Linked DNA regions of Homo sapiens: region 2 is linked to region 1. The links are chromatin contacts, found by Hi-C or POLR2A ChIA-PET in ENCODE. All regions are on one chromosome and are shown on one strand. The core of a region is the stretch at or near the end of the contact, and the rest is flanking DNA. Distances in the headings are between cores, read along the strand shown.

Evidence for each region. A loop is a pair of places that touch in the nucleus more often than their neighbours do. ChIA-PET counts read pairs that join two places held with the same protein, here RNA polymerase II (POLR2A). Pooled maps may share reads with other maps.
Region 2: a loop to region 1 is called in a map of mammary epithelial cell, with 7 times the contacts of the local background. The contact joins two enhancer-like sites. A Hi-C loop is called at or near these places in 6 of 168 maps with a recorded cell type or tissue (GM13977, endothelial cell of hepatic sinusoid, gastrocnemius medialis and 3 more) and 5 of 50 pooled maps. POLR2A ChIA-PET finds 5 or more read pairs at or near these places in 5 of 52 experiments (BJ, H1, T-cell and 2 more).

The regions. Positions count from the first base shown.
Region 1 is chr4:153,139,313-153,146,948 of GRCh38, forward strand. No RefSeq gene overlaps it. Among named protein-coding and RNA genes, the nearest start is that of TRIM2, 61 kb to the right of the region's middle. Within about 2 kb of position 4,044, at least 12 of the 41 ENCODE cell types and tissues checked have a DNase peak (open chromatin) inside an H3K27ac peak, as active enhancers do.
Region 2 is chr4:153,294,644-153,301,262 of GRCh38, forward strand. It overlaps TRIM2 (tripartite motif containing 2), which reads left to right. Exons shown (of 12, transcript NM_015271.5): 6 at 670-1,393. Among named protein-coding and RNA genes, the nearest start is that of MND1, 47 kb to the right of the region's middle. Within about 2 kb of position 1,897, at least 6 of the 41 ENCODE cell types and tissues checked have a DNase peak (open chromatin) inside an H3K27ac peak, as active enhancers do.

The sequences.
Region 1 (7,636 bases), core at 2,794-5,293:
CATGTGTTGGAGAAAACACTTTGTTTCTAGTACCTGCAGGAAAGGAGATTTTATGCCCAGTACCTGCCTTAGAAACGCCAGTGCTGCCAAAAGCTCTACATATGCATGCACTGTGCCTTCTCAGGCCAGTGAATTCTATGCATGCCTTGATTTATATTGTGTCTAAAATTGCAGACACTGGCACCAAAGCTTCACCAGGCCAAGAGGAGCAGGGACCACTGCTCTGTTTTGACGGCAAATACCTTGTGATGGTTAATATTGAGTGTCAACATGATCGGATTGAAGGATGCAAAGTATTGATCCTGGGTGTGTCTGTGAGGGTGTTGCTAAAGGAGATTAACATTAGAGTCAGTGGACTGGGAGAGGCAGACCCACCCTCAATGTGGATGGGCTCCATCTAATCAGCCGTCAGCGTGTCTAGGATAAAAGCAGGGAGAAAAACATGGAAGGGATAGACAGGCTGAGTCTTCCAGACTTCATATTTCTCCCGTGCTGGATGCTTCCTGCCCTCGAACATCAGGCTCCAAGTTCTTTTGGACTCTTGAACTTACACCAGTGGTTTGCCAGGGGCTATTGGGCCTTTGGCCACAGACTGAAGGCTGCACTGTCAGCCTTCCTACTTTTGAGGTTTTGGGACTCAGACTGGCTTCCTTGCTCCTCAGCTTGCAGATGGCCTATTGTGGGACCTTGTGATTGTGTGAGTCAATACTCCTTAATAAACTCCCTTTTATATATACATCTATCCTATTAATTCTGTCCCTCTAGAGAACCCTGACTAATACAGGCCCCCTCCCCCCATGCCCACCCACCTGACCCCTCTTGTCCAGTCCAGACTGGCCTCAGCTTGTAGAAGTGTGAATGAGGCTGAAGTGGGGGATGGAATGGGTGGGGAACATTTGGTACAAGCCTCTAGAATGTTTCAGTGTGGCCATAAAGTCACAGTACCTAAGTATAAGTCAGTGAAAAGTTTGGATAAGCACGTTTTTATCACAGTTTTTAATGGTGGTAAAATATACATAAAACTTACCATCTTCACCATTCTTAAGCATACGGTTGCATGGCACTAAATACGTTCACATTGTTGTGCAACCATCATCACCATCCATCTCCAGAAAGACATGTTTTTGTTGGGGTTGTTGGAGACAGGGAATAGAGGATGACAAAATGTCATAAAACCACATAATGAATGTTCATATGACCAGGAAAGATTGAGGTTTAACAGGAATTCAGGGGAAGGCCCTGCTCAGCAGAAAGAAGCTACCATGGAGTTCTGAGCAACAGTGAGACTGTGACCTCAGTCCCCCGGGATGCGGCAGCCCTTACCAGGCCGCTGCTGCCTGCACTCCCCATTAAAGCTGTGGCTACTTTGGGCAAAATGAAGGGAACAAAAAGTTGGGTTTTTGCTTCTGGTCCTTTGCCACACTCCTTGTCTCTTGTCTCTTCCCCACTTCCCTGACGTTCTTTTTCTTTTCTTTTCTTTTCTTTGAGATAGGGTCACCCAGGCTGGAGCACAGTGGTGCAATCTCGGCTCACTGCAACCTCTGCCTCCAGGCTCAGATGATCCTCCCAGCTCAGCCTCCTGAGTAGCTGGGACCACAGGTGTATGCCATCACATCCAGCTAGTTTTTAATTTTTTTTTAAAGACAGGGTTTCCCTATGTTGCCCAGGCTGGTCTCAAACTCCTGGGCTCAAGCCATCCTCCCACCTCAGCCTCCCAAAGTCCTGGAATTATAGGCACGAACCACTGTGCCTGGCCTCCCTGTTGCTCCTGACTCTAAGGCCATGCTCTCCTCAGCCTTTTATTAGGTGCCACGTGGGGACTTAATTCCTGCTTTGATTGGCAATCCTGGTGGCCTTTGGTACGGCAGTGCTTCTCATTCTCAACCTGAAGGCCCAGCTGCCCCCAGCCCACAGTCCTGGCTTTTCCCTGGGTGGTGCAGTATGAGAGCCTAAGCATTAGAACCACACAGCCTGGTTCAAAGAGTGGCCACACCACTGCTCTGTGACCCTGGGCAAGTCCTCCTGTCTCCCCATCTGTAAAATAGGAATAAGATACCTGCCTACTAGAGTGTGGGGCAGCTCAAAAAAAAAGACATGCATAGAGGAGCTGGGTAGGTGCTTGCAAAAATCCCAGTTCCCCTTGCGGAACCAGCCAGCCAGTGACAGACCACACTGCTGTTCAAATACTTTTCTTTCTTTTCCTCTTTCTTTCTTTCTGTTTTCTTTCTTTCTCTTTCTTTCTCCTTCTTTCCTTCTTTCTCTTTCTTTCTTTCTTTTTCTTTCTTTCTTCTTTTCCTTCCTTCCTTCCCTCCCTCCCTCCCTCCCTTCATTCCTTCCTTCCTACCTTCCCTCCCTCCCTCCCTCCCTCCTCCCTTCCCTTCCCTTCCCTTTCTTTCTTTTTTTTTTTTGCTTTAACAGAGTCTTGCTCTGTAGTCCACACTGGAGCGCAGTGATACATCTCAGCTCACTGAAACCTCTGCCTCCTGGGTTCAAGTGATTCTTCTGCCTCAGCCTCCAGAGTAGCTGGGATTACAGGCATGTGCTACCATGCCCGGCTAATATGTATTTTTAGTAGAGACAGGGTTTTGCCATGTTGGCCAGGCTAGTCTCGGAATCCTGACCTCAGGTGATCCACCCGCCTTGGCCTCCCAAAGTGCCGGGATTACAGGCATGAACCACCATGCCCAGCCTCTTTCTTTCTATTTCAAAAAAAAAATTGTTGACAATATATTAGACCCATGCTATGTGCTTTTGTGCTTCAAGAATGAGAAGGGGCAACATTTTAAGAGAAAGCATGAGACAAGTGCACAGGGAAAACAATGGAGCCCTGTGCACAGGTGTGCAGCCAGCAGCTGCCAGGCAGCCACAGAAATGAAGAGGAGGTGGAAGGGCTCTAGGCTTCTCCAAAGGAGCTGCCTGCTTTGGTCTGCGAAAGGGAGATTTCCGACTGAGGGTGCCCAAGATTTTAACTGATGGGTGGGAAAGCAAAGTGTGAATCTCCAAACCCACAACTTTCCCACTTCTGCAAGGAGTTCTCTCCTCCTCTGTGTCAGCCCTGAGAGACAAAGAGTGGCAGGAATTTCAGGGCAGGTGGAGGGTGGTTCATTTACAGAAAAGAGCTTTCATGATCTCCGGTTGGATTAGGGTAAGGTAGTAATGAATGACTGTTGTTTGGATGAAATACTGGAATGATTTCAACTGTGGTAGACAGGTTTGACTTGAGAAGAGTATGGAGAACTGGTTAAGAACAGACTTGGCCAGCCATGGTGGCTCACGCCTGTAATCCCAGCACTTTGGGAGGCCGAGGCAGGCAGATCACTTGAGTTCAGGAGTTCAAGACCAGCCTGGGCAACATGGCGAAACCCCGTCTCTACTAAAAACACAAAAATTAGCCGGGTGTGTTGACACACACCTGTAATCCCCACTACTCAGTGACTGAGGCACGAGAATTGCTTGAACCTGGGATGCGGAGGTTGCAGTGAGCTGAGATGGCGCCACTGCACTCTAGCCTGGGCAACAGAGGAAGACCTTGTCTCAAAAAATAAATAAATAAAATAAATAAATAAATAAATAAATAAATAAAAATTTTTTAAAAAAATTACAAATGAAAGTGATTTGCACAAAATACAAAAGGAAATTGAAACCAGGCTGGCCTATAAGAGAAAGGTAGTTTATTGACTTAATGGTAACTAAAACTCTAAAGGTAATAATTTCAGGTGACATTTGATCCAGCAGCTCAAAAAATGTCACCAACAGCCTGCCTTCTGTCCTCAATCTGCTTTATATGGTGTTGGCTTTATCCACAGATTCCACAAGGTGGCCCCAGAGGCTGCTCCAGGATCTCGATTACTGGAAAAAGGCTGTAGCTGCTCCAAAATTCACCATTCGGGTAAAAAGGGTGGTCTCTTTTTCAGAGCTACTATAAAATAGGTTTATTCTTCCCAAAAGCCCCGGCAAATGTCCTCCTGGCTTGTTGCCTCTGATTTGGTAGTGCCAGTCTCCAAACCAGTCCATTTGGCTTGGGGCCATGGTGGGTGTGCCCATTGGTTTAAGCCAGCCAGAAACCACTCCAGGCACTTGGGGAGGGTTCAGTCCCACTCAAGCCAAATTCACTCTTGAAATCTGTGTTCTTGTATCCAGGAGAGAATATAGATGCAGGGTATCAAATAGCCAATGTGTACTACATTACATTTTAAGAGAAGCCACCAAATTTATACAATTTGTGCTTACAGATTTCTATACAAAGACAAGAGAAATGCCTGATTCTTGTGTGTGTGTTTTGTTGTTGTTATTTTTTGTTTTGTTTTTTTCCTGTTGATCGATCACAATAACCAGGAAGGATTTTGGCATTTGGCATTTTTGCACCTTGGTTCTGACCTGGAAAGGAGGAGGGTGTGGCATTTATAGATAAGTAACTGAAGACCAAGGTCAAATGAATGGATGATGTAATTCATTCCCTAAACAGAGAAACGTCTGGTGCCTTCCTGGCCTCAGTCCTCTCCGAAGGGGCTGTTGGCTCCAGCCCAAAGGCCTCTGCATTCTTTGGCTTCCATTGATTTCTCACCTGATTCCAATCACATTGCCCTCTGACTAATACTATGTTTTAATGCTTAGACGAATTATGTATGCATTAAAAGGAAAACCTTGGATTTAAGCCTTGAGGTGAAATAGGATGCTTAGTCTGTGGTAACAAAAGAAGACTGGAAATGGAAGGAGATCAGCGAGGTCAGACACAGCAGCCCACAGACGCAGCCCTTGGCTGCTGAATGTCCTCCATCTCAGCCCATATGGTGACACTCTTGAGTGCACACTGGGCATGCAGCCCAGATAAATGCAGCCAGGATAAGTGGTTTCTATAACATAATGGGGTTAAATGAAAGATTTCTAACTCTCCCACTTTCATTTGTGGCTCAGAAAAGATTTTAGTAATGAAATCGAAGGTAATCAGAGATCAGCTGGAGGAAAGATGTATAATCAGATTTTCCAGTGTTCAGATTTGCTCTGGGGGAGGGGTTATGCATTTATTCAACAAATATTTCTTAAAGGCCCAGTATGTGCCAGGTATGGGTACAATGGTGGCCTGTCCACTTGGGTTTACGGTCTAGCACAAGGGAGCTAGGTAATCATCAAATACCTATGCAAGCCCACCTACAGTAAGTGCTATCGGTTAAAATATAGACATATTTAGGCATGTTAAGAAAGTCTCACGTGAATTTTGTGAATTAAATGTGTAGAGAAACTCCCAATATAGAGCATCTTAAACTGCTGAATGAAGTATTTAAAAAAGACTGTTTTGCCAATTTTGTTGTTATAATTTACATACAATGAAATTCGCTGATTTTAACTGTACAATTCAATGAGTATTGACAAATGTATAGAGTCCTGTCACTGCCACCACATCATGACATAGCACACGTCCATCACTCCTGAAGTTCCCTTGTACCCCTTTACAGCCAGTCCCTTCCCGCTACCTTCTGACCCCAGGCATCCACTGATCTGCCTCCTGTTTCGCTTTTTCTAAAATTTCCTATAAATTAAATCATATGTAGTCTGTCATGTAACATGGTGCTTCTGAGATTTCTTCTTGTGATGCATGTCAGGAGTCTGTGTATTTCTCTTGGTAAGTAGTATTCTACAGAGTGGATATACCACGATTTGTTTTATTAATTCACCAATTCATGGACATTTGAGTTCATTCTGGTTTTTAGCTATTATGAATAAAGTTGATATAAATATTCACCTACAAGTCTTTGGGTAGACATATGTTTTTACTTTTCTTAGGTAGATACCTAGGAGTGGAATGGCTGGGTATGGTAAGCAGAGCTCTAAAAATGACTCCTAGTGACCTAGCCCTCTGATAATCACTACCTCTTTGATTATGGGTCAAATTTATGATTATAAAACTTAAGCTATCGCTCCCATGATTATCTTACAGGGTAAAGCAAGATTATCTGAGGGAATCTAATCTAATCATGTGAGCCCTTTAAATGCTGGCAAGAAAAAAAGAAAGTCAGAGAGATTTGAAGCACAGGGGGGATTCAATGCATCCGTACTGGCTTGAAGATGAAGGACTCCCCTAAGAAGGAATGTGGGTGGCCTTAGCAGCTGAGAGAGGCCCCAGCTGACAGCTAGCAAGAAAATGATGACTGCAGGCCAGGTGCGGTGGCTCACGTCTTTAATCTCAGCACTTTGGGAGGCCAAGGCAGGCTGATCACCTGAGGTCGGGAGTTCAAGACCAGCCTGACCAACATGGAGAAACCCCATCTCTACTAAAAATACAAAATTAGCCAGGCATGGTGGCGTATGTCTGTAATCCCAGCTACTTGGGAGGCTGAGGCAGGAGAATCACTTGAACCTGGAAGGCGGAAGTTGTGGTGAGCCGAGATCGTGCCATTGCACTCCAGCCTGGGCAGCAGGAGTGACATTCCATCTCAAAAAAAAAAAAAAAAAAAGGGAAAATGGTGACTGCAGTCCTGCAACTTCAAGGAACTGGATTCTGCCAACAGCCTGAATGAACTTGGAGGTGGATTTCATCCTACAGCCTCCAGAAGATAATTCAGCCCAGTCAACACCTTCAAGTCCATCCTGTGATACCATGAGCAGAAAACCCGCCACAATGTTCAAGCCTGCTGACCTATAGAACCATGAGAACTGTGAGCTAACAAATAAATGTAGTTATAAGCCACTGTTTGTGATGATTTGTTACAACGATAGAAAACTAATATATATGGTATGTGTATGTTTAACTTCATAAGAAACCTGCTCAATTGTTTCCAAAAGCAGCTACACCATTTTACACTTCTACCAGCAATGTAGGAGAGTTCCAGTTGTTCCACATTCTTGACAATACTTGATATTGTCAGTCTTTTTGATTTTTAACCATTCTCATATAGTGGCATTTCATTGTGGTTTTAATTTGCATTTCCCTAATGACTAATAGTGTTAGGCATCTTTTCATATGCTTATTTGCTATCCCTGTATATCTTTTTTTTTTTTTCTTCAGACAAGTCTTGCTCTGTTGCTCGGGCTGAAGTGCAGTGGCATGATCATAGCTCACTGTAACCTTGAACTCCCTGACTCAAGAGATCTTCCCATCTCAGCCTCCCTAGTAGCTGGGACTACCGCCGTGCACCACAAGGCCCAGCTAATTTTATTTTTTATATTTGTAGAGACGGAGCCTCACTATGTTGCCTAGGCTAGTCTCAAACTCCTGGGCTCAAGCAATCACCCTGACTTAGCCTCCCAAGGCACTGGGATTACAGGCATGAGCCACCATGCCTGTTCATTCTTTAGTAAAATGTCTGTCCAAATCTTTAGCCCACTTTTTAAATTGGATTATTTGTCTTATTATTTCAAAGCTCTGCTTGGCTGATGGTAAAGTTAATAAAAGACAGAACTGGCTGGGCGCAGTGGCTCACGTCTGTAATCCCAGTACTTTGGGAGGCCGAGGTGTGTAGATCACCTGAGGTCAGGAGTTTGAGACCAGCCTGGCCAACCTAGTGAAACCCCGTCTCTACCAAAATACAAAAATTAGCTGGGCATGATGGCATGCACCTGTAATCCTAGCTACTCCAGAGGCTGAGGCAGGAGAATTGCTTGAACCTGGGAGATGGAGGTTGCAGTGAGCTGAGATCAC
Region 2 (6,619 bases), core at 647-3,146, 150 kb after region 1:
TTTCAGCAAAATTCGATGACTCTGTGACTTTAAGTACTAGTTTATAATTTGACAAGAGGCAAGGTTGAATATAATGTAATGCTTTTAGCATTTAGAGTTAAACTGGATTGTTTTCATTCCTCAGTTATAACATGAAATAGTTTCTTAATTGCTCTCTCACCCACACCAACCTGTTAGTCAGCTTCAAAATGAACCCTGACTGCAGCCTTTGTTTAACTCTGCATGTCTGTTCACAAAACAGGGATGAGAAACCTCTGATGTTCAGGTGTGGAGAGTTTTCATTTGTTTACTTCCTGTTCCTTTAGGTGGTGATGGACATGGGGACATGGGGAAAGATACTGAATAATGAATATTTCAGATGTCAGGCATAGCAATTAATTTGCTATGCTCTTGGTAGTGACCTTTCTGTTTTCCCCTCTCCAAAACACATGAGCCAAGAAATACATGTGTGGAAGAGAGGGCGAGGCGGAAGGGAAACCTCGAAAAGGTACTGGGAATGCAGTTTAGGACTTTGCGTTAGCACTGGGTTCCCTGGGTTGACAAACACCGCTTGCTCAGAGCCACCTGCGTGGGCAGGTGTAGAGTCTCCTTCTCGCCGGTGGAGGGCACTGCCCCGGGCTAGGCCCCGCCCTGTGGGACGAGCTCACCAGGCCTCCGGTTTTCCCGCAGGTCCTCCAGTCGCAGCTGGATACTCTGCTCCAGGGGCAGGAGAGCATTAAGAGCTGCAGCAACTTCACAGCGCAGGCCCTCAACCATGGCACGGAGACCGAGGTCCTACTGGTGAAGAAGCAGATGAGCGAGAAGCTGAACGAGCTGGCCGACCAGGACTTCCCCTTGCACCCGCGGGAGAACGACCAGCTGGATTTCATCGTGGAAACCGAGGGGCTGAAGAAGTCCATCCACAACCTCGGGACGATCTTAACCACCAACGCCGTTGCCTCAGAGACAGTGGCCACGGGCGAGGGGCTGCGGCAGACCATCATCGGGCAGCCCATGTCCGTCACCATCACCACCAAGGACAAAGACGGTGAGCTGTGCAAAACCGGCAACGCCTACCTCACCGCCGAACTGAGCACCCCCGACGGGAGCGTGGCAGACGGGGAGATCCTGGACAACAAGAACGGCACCTATGAGTTTTTGTACACTGTCCAGAAGGAAGGGGACTTTACCCTGTCTCTGAGACTCTATGACCAGCACATCCGAGGCAGCCCGTTTAAGCTGAAAGTGATCCGATCCGCTGATGTGTCTCCCACCACAGAAGGCGTGAAGAGGCGCGTTAAGTCCCCGGGGAGCGGCCACGTCAAGCAGAAAGCTGTGAAAAGACCCGCAAGCATGTACAGCACTGGAAAACGAAAAGAGAATCCCATCGAAGACGATTTGATCTTTCGAGTGGGTAAGGAGAGGGCTTCTGTGCCCGACGCCTGAGCTGGCACTGGTTAAGGGGTAACTGGGCACGTGTCATTGCAAATAGCAACACTGCAGCCCAGAACTCTACCTGCAGGTGTTAGGAGATGTACTGCTATAAAATTTGATATATTTTGTTAGTCGAGCTTATGCAGTCTCCTCCAGAGATGGTATTTCCTTCTCCTCCGCCTCTAGTCTCCTCCCTACTCCCTCCTTTCTCTTCTTCCTCTTCCTTAAGACACAAGTGCTGCATATTCATTGTAGGAAATTACAAGCTGAAAATAAGCAAAAAGAGAAATAGAAAAATCATAGCACCCGTAATCTGAAAATCTTGAAGGAAAAATTGGCAATCCTCCCCCTAACCCCCACCACCAACGCCCCTCTTCCCTGGGAGGGTCTTCTTGTGCCAGAGCTGAGGCTGTACGGTTGGCAGAGCATGTGATGCCTCCCTGTCACTGCATCGGCATTGCAGGAGGGAGGGGATGTGTGCATTGCAAGTTGCAACCACCTCCAGCTGTGTGTAGCTGGAGAGCAGCCCCAAGGAGAGGAGGAGGGGTGGAAACTTGGAGAAAGAATGGGGTTGAGGCGGGGTTGGGGTGGAAGCAAGAAGGTACCCGATGAGCCAAGAGAGTTAGGAATGCAAATAGCCCTTCCCTCCTCTGATTTATGGTCTCTCTCTTTTTAAACTTTCTATGTTCTCAGTAGAAAGCAACTAAATGTAAACAGCAAAGGGCTTGATGATTCTTAAGGGAGAAAAGTCTGCATTTTAGTTAGCTTCAAAAAGTAGCTCCAGCAGACTTCTTTTCCTCCCTCTTCCATTTAACAATGCAGTATCTCTGAAAGAGTGCTGCACTGTATATTAGCTGGCACATGTAGAAAAACAATTCTATGGTTCAGATAAATTTGGGAAACCTTAGGCTAAATGAAGGAAGTGGACTTTTTTAAATTGCAGAACTTCTTAAAACCTTTAGAATCTGCTGATGTACATTGTAGGTCTCTGAGGCAGGAGAGGGATAGATAACAGGCAGCACATCCAAACTTCCAACCATAGAACTTTTTCCCTGGAACGTCTTGGGAAATGAAGGCTCTGTGGAACGTTCTTGGGCAGAGCTGCTCAATGTTAATGCTTCAGGCTGAATCTTCGCAAAGACGGTGATATGATATGTAACTTGTCTGTTCAGAGCATGGAAGCCCTCATACATTCACGGCCAGATGTGCGATATGGGTGCAGGGGTTGTTGATTCTCCACCAGAGCAGAGTGGACGAGCTTGGGTGGATGCAGGACTGGGAGGCGCCCAGGTCTGCCACTCCGGTTCAGCCACTTACTTGAGCCTTGGGCAAATCTTTCAGCTTCCCTGTACTTCAACTTCTATGTCCATGAAATGAAAATGCAAAAATATCTGCTTATCAGAACTATTCTAAGTTCCAAGCTGAATGCCTGACATGTAGGAGGAGCTAAATGAATGAGAGCTATTGTTTTTGTACATGTAATTGTTAAGGCTTTTAGATTATCCCTACTACCTTTTCTTTTCAAAAAACCTGCTGGCTCCCCACTGATCTCTTGCATTACGAACAAATTCATTTTCCCATTTAAACCTCCATCCCCCACACCTCCCACCAAGTGACCCCAGTCTACTCCCCTAGGCCATGTGCAGTGAAAGACTCAGAACTGGAATTGGGCAGATCTGGGTTGGAATCTTGATTCTTCTCACCAGCTGGGCAACTGGCTTACTTACCCTTTTTGAACAGTGTTTTCTCCTCTGTAAAACAAAGGGAATGAAATATTACCTAAATCTTAAGGTTGCTGTTGGGGGTGAAATGAGAGAATTCTTGTAATATACGTGGCATGTGCCTGTGTACAGCAAGAGCTCAATTAATGGTAGCTAAGATTTTACTCTTGTTATTCATCATCATCATCATCATAATCATCATCACCTCTGATACCCACTTGAGGAAAGAGACATGTCTTTCAGGAGTTTCCTGTGCTCAAACTATATTGGTTTTGATTCTCCAGATCCCACCCCAGGGACAAGGGGGTATATCTTCTCCCCTCGTACCTACTGAGAAATGCAGCCATAGTGATGTATTGGCACTGCTGGAAAGGTGTTGAAATGTGTAAACATTTGTGAAGAACTTAGAACAGTGCCTGGCATGCAGCACGATGTCTGAGTTTATCAATGAAGTAAAGATGCTGTCTTAGTTTGCTAAGGCTGCCATAACAAAATTCCACAGTCTGAGTGACTTAAATGATAGACATTTATTTTCTCACAGTTCTGAAAAACTGGAACTGTTTTAGAGTTAGAAGTCCAAAATCCAGGTGCTGGGAGGGTGGGTTTCCTCTGAGGCCTCTGTCCTTGCAGATGGCCACCTTCTTGCCTCTTTGTCCTCACATAGTCATCTCTTTGTGGCTCAGCCCCTATTGTCTCTTCCTCTTCTTATAAGAACACCAATCATACTGAATTAGGGCCCCGCTTTAACAGCCTCATTTTAATTTAATCACCCCTTCAAAGACCTAATCTCCAAATATGTATATATTCATGGTGTACAACATGATGTTTTGATATATGCATACCTTATTGAATGGCTAAATCAGGCTAACATATGCATTACCTCACATATTGATCAATTTTTTTATAGAGAACACTTACAATCCACTCTTTCAGCAACTTTCAAGTGTATATAATATATTTCTTTTCTTGTTATTGAAACAGGGCCTTGCTCTGTTGGCCAGGCTGGAGTACAGTAGCGTGATCATGGCTCATTGTAGCCTCTACCTCCTGGGCTCAGGTGATCCTCCCACCTCAGCCTCCCAAGTAGCAGGGACCACAGCTGCATGTCACCAAGCCCAGCTAATTTTTGTTTTTGTTTTTTTTTAGGGGTTGGGTCTCGCCATGTTGCCCAGGCTAGTCTCAAACTCCTGGACTCAAACAATCTCCCCATCTCAGCCTCCCAAAGTGCTGGGATTACCGGCGTGAGCCACCATGCCTAGCCATAATATATTAACTATAGTCACCATGATTTACAATAGTTCTCTTGAACTTATCCCTCTTATTTAACTAAATTTTTCTGTCTTTTGATCAACATCTCTCCAGTCCTTTTACCCCCACCCTCCCCAGCCTCTGGTATCCACTATTTTACTGTCTGTTGCTATGAATTCAACATTTTTAGATTCCTCATATAAGTGAGATCATGTATTATTTGTCTTTCTGTGCCTGGCATAATGTCCTCCAGGTTCACCCATATTGTCACAAATGACAGGATTTCCTCAATTTTTGAAGCTGAATAGTATTCCATTGTGTGTGTATGTGTATATATATATATACACACAGTGAAAGACTGTGTATATATATACCACATTTTCTTTATCTATTCATTTGTTGATGGACACTTAGGTTGATTCCATATCTTGGCTATTGTGAACAGTGCTGCAGTGAAACATGAGGATGCAGATATCTCTTTGACATCTTGACTTCAGTTTCTTTAGATATGTTAGATACAGTGAGTTCTAGATTTCTTTTCAAAGAATCAGTATGTCAGTATGTTCAGTTCTTTGTCCTCCATTTTAAAGTTTAACTTCCTTGTAGTTTCAGTAAACAACTTTTTCCATCAGTTTTAATCGGTAGTTCACATTTGTTCCCCTGGTCACCTGCTCTGTCCTGACTCATCCCTATCACCTGCTTTGACCCGAGTCACCCCTGGTCACCTGCTCTGACCTAAGTCACCTTTAGTTACCTGTTCCTAACCATCCTTCCCACAAACTACTCACCCCACCACTCTGGCTCATACCTGTACTCTCTTTAAAATAGCCAGTCGGAATTAGCTTAGACTGTGTGGTCCAACCCTAGCCAATAGGTGAACAACACAGCAGTAGGAGCTACCTGCGTCAGGAATAAGAACCCCTTCCCTCCCTTGTCCAGGTGTGCTCTCACCATTACTCCGTTTGCAAGTCGCACCCTTCTATAGAAGTAAAAATTGCCTTGCTGAGAAAATTAAATTTATGTTTGAGTGCTATTTCTTTGCGGCACCGAAAATTTGTTTCTAACAGATATATACCCAGTACTGGGATTGCTGGTTCATATGATAATTGTATTTTTAATTTTTTGAAGAACTTCTATACTGTTTTCCATAATGGCTGTACTAATTTACATTCCCACCAACCTGTGCCAGGGTTCACTGTCTCCACATCTCTGCCAACACTTGATATCTTTTGTCTTTTTTTTGAGACAGAGTCTTGCTCTGTTTCCCCAGGCTGGAGTACAATGGCGAGATCATGGCTCGTTTCCCCAGGCTGGAGTACAATGGCGAGGTCATGGCTCACTGCAACCTCAACCTCCAGATGCTCCCACTTCAGCCTCTCAAGTAGCTGGGACCACAGATATGTGCCGCCATACCTGACTAATTTTTTCTTTTGTGTTTTTGGTAATAGCCATTCTAACACGTATGAGGTATTATCTCATTGTGGTTTTAATTTTCATATCCGCGATGATTAGTGATGTTCAACATTTTTTTTTTTGAGACAGATTCTTACTCTGTCGCCAGGCTGGTGTGCAGTGGCGTGATCTCAGCTTACTGTAACCTCTGCCTCCCAGTTTTAAGCTTCCCAAGTAGCTGAGACTACAGGCACGCACTAGCACACCCAGCTAATTTTTGTATTTTTAGTAGAGACAGGGTTTCACCATGTTGGCCAGGATGGTCTTGATCTCTTGACCTTGTGATCCACCCACCTCAGCCTCCCAAAGTGCTGAGATTACATTTTTTATATACTGGTTGGCCATTTGTATGTCTTCTTTTGATAAATGTCTATTCAGGTTCTTTGCCTTTTTTTTTTTAATTTTATTTTTATTTTAAAAATAGACATGGGGGCCGGGCACAGTGGATGATGCCTGTAATCCCAGCACCTTGGGAGGTCCAGGTGGGCGGATCACCTGAGGGCAGGAGTTTGAGACTAGCCTAGCCAACATGATGAAACCTCATCTCTACTGAAAATACAAAAATTAGCCAGGTGTGGTGGCAAATGCCTGTAGTCCCAGCTACTCGGGAGGCTGAGGCAGGAGAATCACTTGAACCCAGGAGGCAGAGGCTGCAGTGAGCCAAGATCGCGCCACTACATTCCAGCCTGAGTGACAGAGCGAGACTCTATCTCAAAAAAAAAAAAATAGACATGGGGTCTCACCTTGTTGCCCAGGCTGAATACAAACTCTGGGCTCAATAGGCT